Regions from separate parts of the Homo sapiens genome. Here region 1 is linked to region 2. The links are chromatin contacts, found by Hi-C or POLR2A ChIA-PET in ENCODE. All regions are on one chromosome and are shown on one strand. The core of a region is the stretch at or near the end of the contact, and the rest is flanking DNA. Distances in the headings are between cores, read along the strand shown.

Region 1 (3,512 bases), core at 241-2,740, 33 kb after region 2:
TATACTGGTTAGAGTATTCCTTATGCTTTCTTTGTATATCCGAAATTCCATGACTTTTTAAAGTAACCTAAAAGGAACAGCTTGCCACTGTATCAACCATTCTTCACTTTTTTTCTGCTGCAATAAACAAATGGATGACATTCATGTGGCCAACAGAGAATAATGGGTGTTCCCACATTTTGAAACAAGAACAAATTTCCTGTTGGAAATAAAAAAAAAAATAGGGCTACAGAGCTCTTTTTGCTTTTTTTTTTAAAGTGGCAATCTTGAGAAGTATTTACAAGTTTGTAATTCTATACCATGCACTAGCAATGATCACTTTAAACAGGCTACTACACAGATAATATAAAACTATGCATAATTTCTACAGTAATTCCACTTCCCTTTCTTCTGCTCAAGAAATTACTGGATTTCAAGTGACCGAAATTATAGTGATAACTTTGACTTTGTCAAGTTTCACACATCGTGGGGCCAAGATTTGAGCCAGGGCAGTCTGACTCTGAATTTGAACAGTGTTTAATTGCCAGGAACAAACCACAGGGAAAACTTCTAAACAGAAGAATACAGAGCAAAAGGAAATGCCTAGGATTGTTCTTTCTAAATTCTCAACATTTCCCAATACAAAAAGTATTATGGTATAATTACAGTTCTATAAAACAATGTGCTCTATGTATAATAAAAATACCAGCAAAATAAAGAGATTACCTGAAAATTGTAAATCGAAGGACACATTCACATAACTGAGATACAACTGGATTTTTCCCTAAATTTGTTAGATAATTCCACAATTGCCAATTTCGCTCTGTTTGTTGAGATCTGATCTTGGTTTCAAATTTTAAAATTTCACTGTATAATAAAATGAGTTCCATGTCCCTAGGGTTGGGCCACGGAAACAATGTTCTTCTCTGTTCCCACCCAATGTGAGCTATGTATGACAGCAACACATCACATAAAAGGATCTAGAAGCTCAAAATAAAAGGGGAAAAAAAAGTATGTGGGAGGGGAGCAGGATGAAAAGATTAAAATATTTTCTAACTCACTAATTTGAAGCAAACAGGTTTTGTACATATCCAAGGCACTGAGCACAAACAATCCAATTTCAACTGATGTTAATTATTCAGGACTACTACTAAGAAACTAAATTTTAAGTTCTATATTTGTTTAATATAAAAAATTTATAATACAGTTACAAAGGAGGAGAAAAACAAAACAAATATATCAACATGGTCAGACATTGACAATAAAAGATTGTTGACTGGGAATGAAATATGTAACACTCTGTCAACAAAGCTTTTCATACCTTAAAGGAATTTTATACGTAATCCCTTCCTCTTAACCCATTATGTGTTTCGAGTTCCTCTTTCTCCTGACACTGTCAAAAAATCTTTTTCTTTAACGTTTTCCCAGTAATCCAGTTATTCCTAAATTTTCAGCGACATTTTAGAAAGAAATCCAAACCTCAGCTCAGGTTAACATCTATACAGGCACTCCCTCTTGTGGTACAAAGGGAAACTGCCTGTTTACTCCAGCGCTCAAGCCCAAGAAGTCCTTTGAGTTTTAGCGCACTGAAGCAGGTTCTTTATTGTCTTCATTTTATAGACCAGGAAACAGCACAACTGAGGTCCAGCAACTTACTTCCTCGAGGCATAACAACCAGAGAACTGAGATTCAGCTCAGATGTCTGATATCCCTATCCCAAGGCCATGCACTTTGCACCATACCTCATGATCTACAACATCTATTCACCCTGTTCTTTTTGTTACCAAATTTCCAAGAATACCTGTAAAGCAGGTAGTGTAGTGACCACATATTACTGAAAGATGCATTTAATGCAATAAGAAGAATCTAATTTTAAACTTCTACTGTTTTGATGTAGTTTCAAAGCAGCTGCTTAGCTTGTATTTTCAGTTTAATATATTCGTGATCATTAACAAAACAGCGAAGTGAATAATGGGCATAAATTTTCCTAAGAAGAATCATTTTCCATACTTATTTTTCAATATTATCAAAAAGTATGTAATTTTGTGGGTTTTTTTGTTTTTTTTTTTTTTGAAACAGAATCTTGCTCTGTTGCCCAGGCTCGAGTGCAATGGTGCAATCTCGGCTCACTACAACCTCCGCCTCCCAGGTTCAGGCTATTCTCCTGCCTCAGCCTCCCGAGTAGCTGACATTACAGGCGCACACCACCATACCCACCTAATTTTTGTGTTTTTAGTAGAGACAGGGTTTCACCACATTGGCCAGGCTGGTCTAGAACTCCTGACCTCAGGTGATCCCCCCGCCTTGGCCTCTCAAAATGCTGGGATTACAGGCGTAAGCCACCGCGCCCAGCCGTAAACAGAATTTTATTTTGTGTGTTATGGACCCACTTGTAACCAAAAGCGCTTCTTTGAAGGACAAGACAAATAATTAGAATTTCCAAAATAATAAACTGTCATCCTTATTTACATGTTAATGTCAATGGATCTGAATAAAAGAATTTATGCGGCCGGGTGCGGTGGCTCATTCCTGTAATCCCAGCACTTAGGGAGGCCAAGGTGGGTGGATCACCTGAGGTCAGGAGTTCGACACCAGCCTGGTCAACATGTGAAACCCCGTCTCTACTAAAAATACCAAAATTAGCCGAGTGTGGTGGCGCATGCCTGTAATCCCAGCTACTCAGGAGGCTAAGGCAGGAGAATCGCTTGAACCCAGGAGGCGGAGGTTGCAGTGAGCCTTGATCGTGCCACTGCACTCCAGCCTGGACGACAAACTGAGACTCAGTCTCAAAAAAAAAAAAGAAAAAGAAAAAGAATTTATGCTTTGTGTTAATGGCATGTCATAAAATTTCAAAACCTGCTGATTCCCAAACACCTATTTTATTTATCTTCATCATGAATTTATATGATGAAAAGTACCTCCTTTACAGGTTTTAAAAGTTAAATGAGCTATACAAGTCAAGGACTGGTTAGTCTTTTATAAAGTTCACCTTTTTCATCTTCCTTTTACCAGAGAAATATAAAGATGTACTCCCATAAATGGTAAAAATACAGAGGGAAGAAGGCAAGACAGCAAGTAGAAAAAATAATTATCAAAAGCACTACTGAATTCTTCAATGTGACAGGTTTTCACCTGCAAGAATTTTTCCACTCTGGAAATGCCCCGAAGTGTCCCACAGTGATTCCACCTGTACAAGTGAGACTACAGCCCATGATGCTGCCCAACCACAGTTGGCCAAGACCTCCCTAGCTGCCCCTTTCTGCCTGATGTGCCACGTGTGTCCCCCCCCAGAGCTGGGCCATGGAGCAAAGAGGATCAGCTTTAAAGCCCAATCAAACGTAGGCTGCATTCCCCTGATCAAACCTCCAAAGTGAATTCCTGGTTTCCTAACTCAATAAGCAAAACAAACAGATGCAACCTCCAAGTATTTTGTATTCCTCACCTCAGTGAATTCCCCACCACTTGCTGAGAAGGCCACGGCAGAAGCTGAACTAATCCTTGACTCCTTTTTCTCCAATATTCTCCCTATCCTG
Region 2 (3,470 bases), core at 971-3,470:
ATTTACCAAGCACTACTATGCCCAGGCACTATCTCTTACCTACACTGTTGCAAAAATCATCCATCTTCACAAAGTCTCCTTCAAGTAGTCATTATCATCATTCCCATTTTGCAGAATAGCAAACTGAAATTTAGAGAGGTTAATACTTGGCCAAAATCACAGAGATAGTAAATGGCAGAGCTGAGACTGAAATCCAAGCCTGACCAATTAAGAGCCAAGGCACTTAATAATAAATTTAATACCCATTCGATATGTCATTTAGTGAACAGCATTTCTACACAAGGTACTAGAATGAGAACGTTAGGAATGAAGATAGCCCAAGGTCAACAACTATAATATAACTATACGACAAAGGAGAAAGAGCAAAGTCCAAGAAAAGAGTGCATAACTATTCACAATAGCAAAGACTTGGAACCAACCCAAATGTCCAACAATGATAGACTGGATTAAGAAAATGTGGCACATATACACCATGGAATACTATGCAGCCATAAAAAATGATGAGTTCATGTCCTTTGTAGGGACATGGATGAAATTGGAAATCATCATTCTCAGTAAACTATCGCAAGAACAAAAAACCAAACACCGCATATTTTCACTCATGGGTGGGAATTGAACAATGAGAACATATGGACACAGGAAGGGGAACATCACACTCTGGGGACTGTTGTGGGGTGGGGGGAGGGGAGGGATAGCATTGGGAGATATACCTAATGCTAGATGATGAGTTAGTGGGTGCAGCGCACCAGCATGGCACATGTACATATGTAACTAACCTGCACATTGTGCACATGTACCCTAAACCTTAAAGTATAATAATAAAAAAAAAAAAAAAAGAAAAGACTGCATAAATGCTAAGGATGCTCACAGGAGTATGAGATCACTTTTTGGGGGAATGGAGGTAGAGAGGGGTAGGAGTAAAGATAATCATGAAGAAGATGGCACTGAGTTGCAGCTTGGATTTGAACAAGCAGAAATGAGAGGTAACAATATGTTAAAGATTAAACTGGGCTCACCTTAGTATTCTTCCTAAAGCAGCAAAGTGGGCTAATATATTACGTTCAGTTATATTATCCTTGATAGCAAAGACAATTTCATATACTTGTTTTTATGCAACATTCACATTCTGGAAACATCCAGTAAATATTTACTGATCGAGAAAGGAGGAGAAAAGGGGGCAAGGTGGGTGAATAAGAAATATTAAATATTTCTTTGAATACTTAATTAGTTCAAACACACAGTTTGTTCCACATGCAGTCTGGTTTTACAATATATGTGAATTAAATCCTTCTAGTCACTAACAATCTTTCACTAAGTTGTATGTATTCTCTGCCCATAATACTGGAAGAATCTAGGTGAAAAAAAAATTGCCCAGTTTTTTCTCTGCCCAATTTTAAATCTTCATGTGTCCAGCGATGTCTGCATTCAAAGTGATTAGGCCAAATCACTGTCTTACCAGTTTTACTCCCAAAACTAAGTACAAATCCATTTTAATCTATTTATCTGTACATCAAAAGATTTTTCTCTAGAAAATACTTTTTTTTTTTTTTTTTGAGACAAGTCTTGCTGTGTCACCCAGGCTGGAGTGCAGTGGCATGATCTCGGCTCACTGTAACCTCTCCCTCCTGGGTTCATGCAATTGTCCTGCCTCAGCCTTCCGAGTAGCTGGGATTACAAGCATGCACCACCACGCCCAGCTAATTTCTGTATTTTTAGTAGAGACGGGGTTTCACCATGTTGGTCAGGCTGGTCTCGAACTCCTGGCCTCAAGTGATCCACCCACCTTGGTCTCTCAAAGTGCTGGGATTACAGGTGTGAGCCACTGCATCTGGCCTACATTTGTATTTTAAAAAGGTAAAATTAACAAAAGGTGCCCATCTACGTAAAAAAGTCAAAAGGAACCATCTACCTGCAAGGCAGCATGAATAAAAATGTAAAGGCAAACTTAACTGTTACAATAACATATCAGCTCTGAGTCTAAAGGAAAACGGGTGTTTGTCTAAGAAATGTGCTAGAGAGAACCAGCCAGTTTTAATGTGCCTTAAGCAATGAAAACCTGTTTCCTCCTTTCCTTCTTGTCCTTTTGAAAAGACAACATGTCACAGGGAGACGTTTTTCTAACAGCATCCATCCTGGTGACAAATGTTTGCCAAGGGTGGGGAGAGAGGAGGGAGGAAAGAAAGAAAAAGAGAAGGAAGACGCCATCTGCTGACGAAAGAGAAAAGAAGAGGAGGAGGAATTGGAAGGCGCCACTTCCGGGTCCGTGTCTGAGAAATACAACGTATCACCATAAGGCAGACTTCTACTCAATATAAGGAAGAACTTTATAATAATTGGAGGAATTCAAAGGCAGAATTGATCAGGGACCAAAGTTCAAGCAGGGGGTGGCGAGGTCTCCTCAGGCAGAATAATCTTTCGTAAGCTTCTCCCTCTTGAAGGAAGAACGGCCCCAGTTCAAGTAGAAGAAAATACTGTGCTTATTATTTTTCTCTAATTCTTAAATGTTTCAAATAGTCTCTATCTTGATAATTCACGATTCAAAGGACTGAGACTGAAACATCAAATAAGCAAGCACACAAATTTGCCTGACACCACCTGCCCCCACCCCTAGTCCCTGGGCCTTATTTCTGGGCTTGCTGCTGGGCTCTCCACGGGCAGCTGGCTGCCATCGCTCCGCTGGAGGGCGGTACCATGAGCACGGATGGGGCCCACATGGCAGGCAAAGCACTGGAAATTGATGCCGCACCCCGCTGCTGCCTCTCAGTCAGCAACTGGCCAAAGCTGATGTGTAAGTGACCCATGTGGGCTAACACTGAGGCCTGGTCCTTACACTGGCTCCCAGAGTGTCCAGCAAAGTTAGGCTCCAATTGTTTCCCTATCTCGCTTCCCTTAAAATGTTTCTTTCACCTTCCAAACAGATAACATACATCTCTGTCTCAGCGGAACTCAATCCAAGAAAACACCTCACACCATGATGATATAAAGATGACATAATCTACAAATCATTGAAGATTCTCATCTTGGTTTCTTAGATTTTCTAGCCACATATTTTAGACTCAGTTTTGTCACACAGTAACACAAAATATACAGGTATTTATACAACAAAATATTAATATAAAACAAGTTATCAGTCCTATGTTTGTGAAGACTAGAGAGTCCACTAGACTCATAAAAGGAATGATGAAGAATACTATCATTTCTTTCAATTTTTTCAATTCTGAGAGCGAGTGACTTTGAAGTCAAAAAGACAAAAATCACTGCAGTATAATGAAAAGAAATTCCAAAGCACTATTTTGTTATGTGGAGAAGTTCACTTTCACAATTACTAAAGGCTTACTGTGTGTTTCAGACGCTGTGCTTGGTCCTACCTAAAATACAAAATCAAGACCACCCAGGCCCTGCTCTAAGGAAGTCACTCTCTAGAAAGGGACAGAGACATGTAAGTAAATAATTCCACTCGAGTGTAATAA

The links. A loop is a pair of places that touch in the nucleus more often than their neighbours do. ChIA-PET counts read pairs that join two places held with the same protein, here RNA polymerase II (POLR2A). Pooled maps may share reads with other maps.
Region 1: a map of naive thymus-derived CD4-positive, alpha-beta T cell shows a loop between it and region 2 (5-fold over the local background). The contact joins two enhancer-like sites. A Hi-C loop is called at or near these places in 15 of 168 maps with a recorded cell type or tissue (CD4-positive, alpha-beta memory T cell, Caco-2, DLD1 and 11 more), 22 of 37 single-sample maps with no recorded cell type and 26 of 50 pooled maps. POLR2A ChIA-PET finds 5 or more read pairs at or near these places in 17 of 52 experiments (AG04450, BJ, CD4-positive, alpha-beta T cell and 12 more).

What each region holds. Positions count from the first base shown.
Region 1 is chr7:131,039,126-131,042,637 of GRCh38, forward strand. The region is part of intron 3 of LINC-PINT (long intergenic non-protein coding RNA, p53 induced transcript); the gene reads right to left. Among named protein-coding and RNA genes, the nearest start is that of LINC-PINT, 69 kb to the right of the region's middle. Within about 2 kb of position 1,491, at least 14 of the 41 ENCODE cell types and tissues checked have a DNase peak (open chromatin) inside an H3K27ac peak, as active enhancers do; they include prostate gland, where a contact is called at or near this core.
Region 2 is chr7:131,005,436-131,008,905 of GRCh38, forward strand. All of the region lies in intron 3 of LINC-PINT (long intergenic non-protein coding RNA, p53 induced transcript), which reads right to left. Among named protein-coding and RNA genes, the nearest start is that of LINC00513, 94 kb to the left of the region's middle. RefSeq lists an enhancer at 2,189-2,288. Within about 2 kb of position 2,221, at least 34 of the 41 ENCODE cell types and tissues checked have a DNase peak (open chromatin) inside an H3K27ac peak, as active enhancers do; they include prostate gland, where a contact is called at or near this core.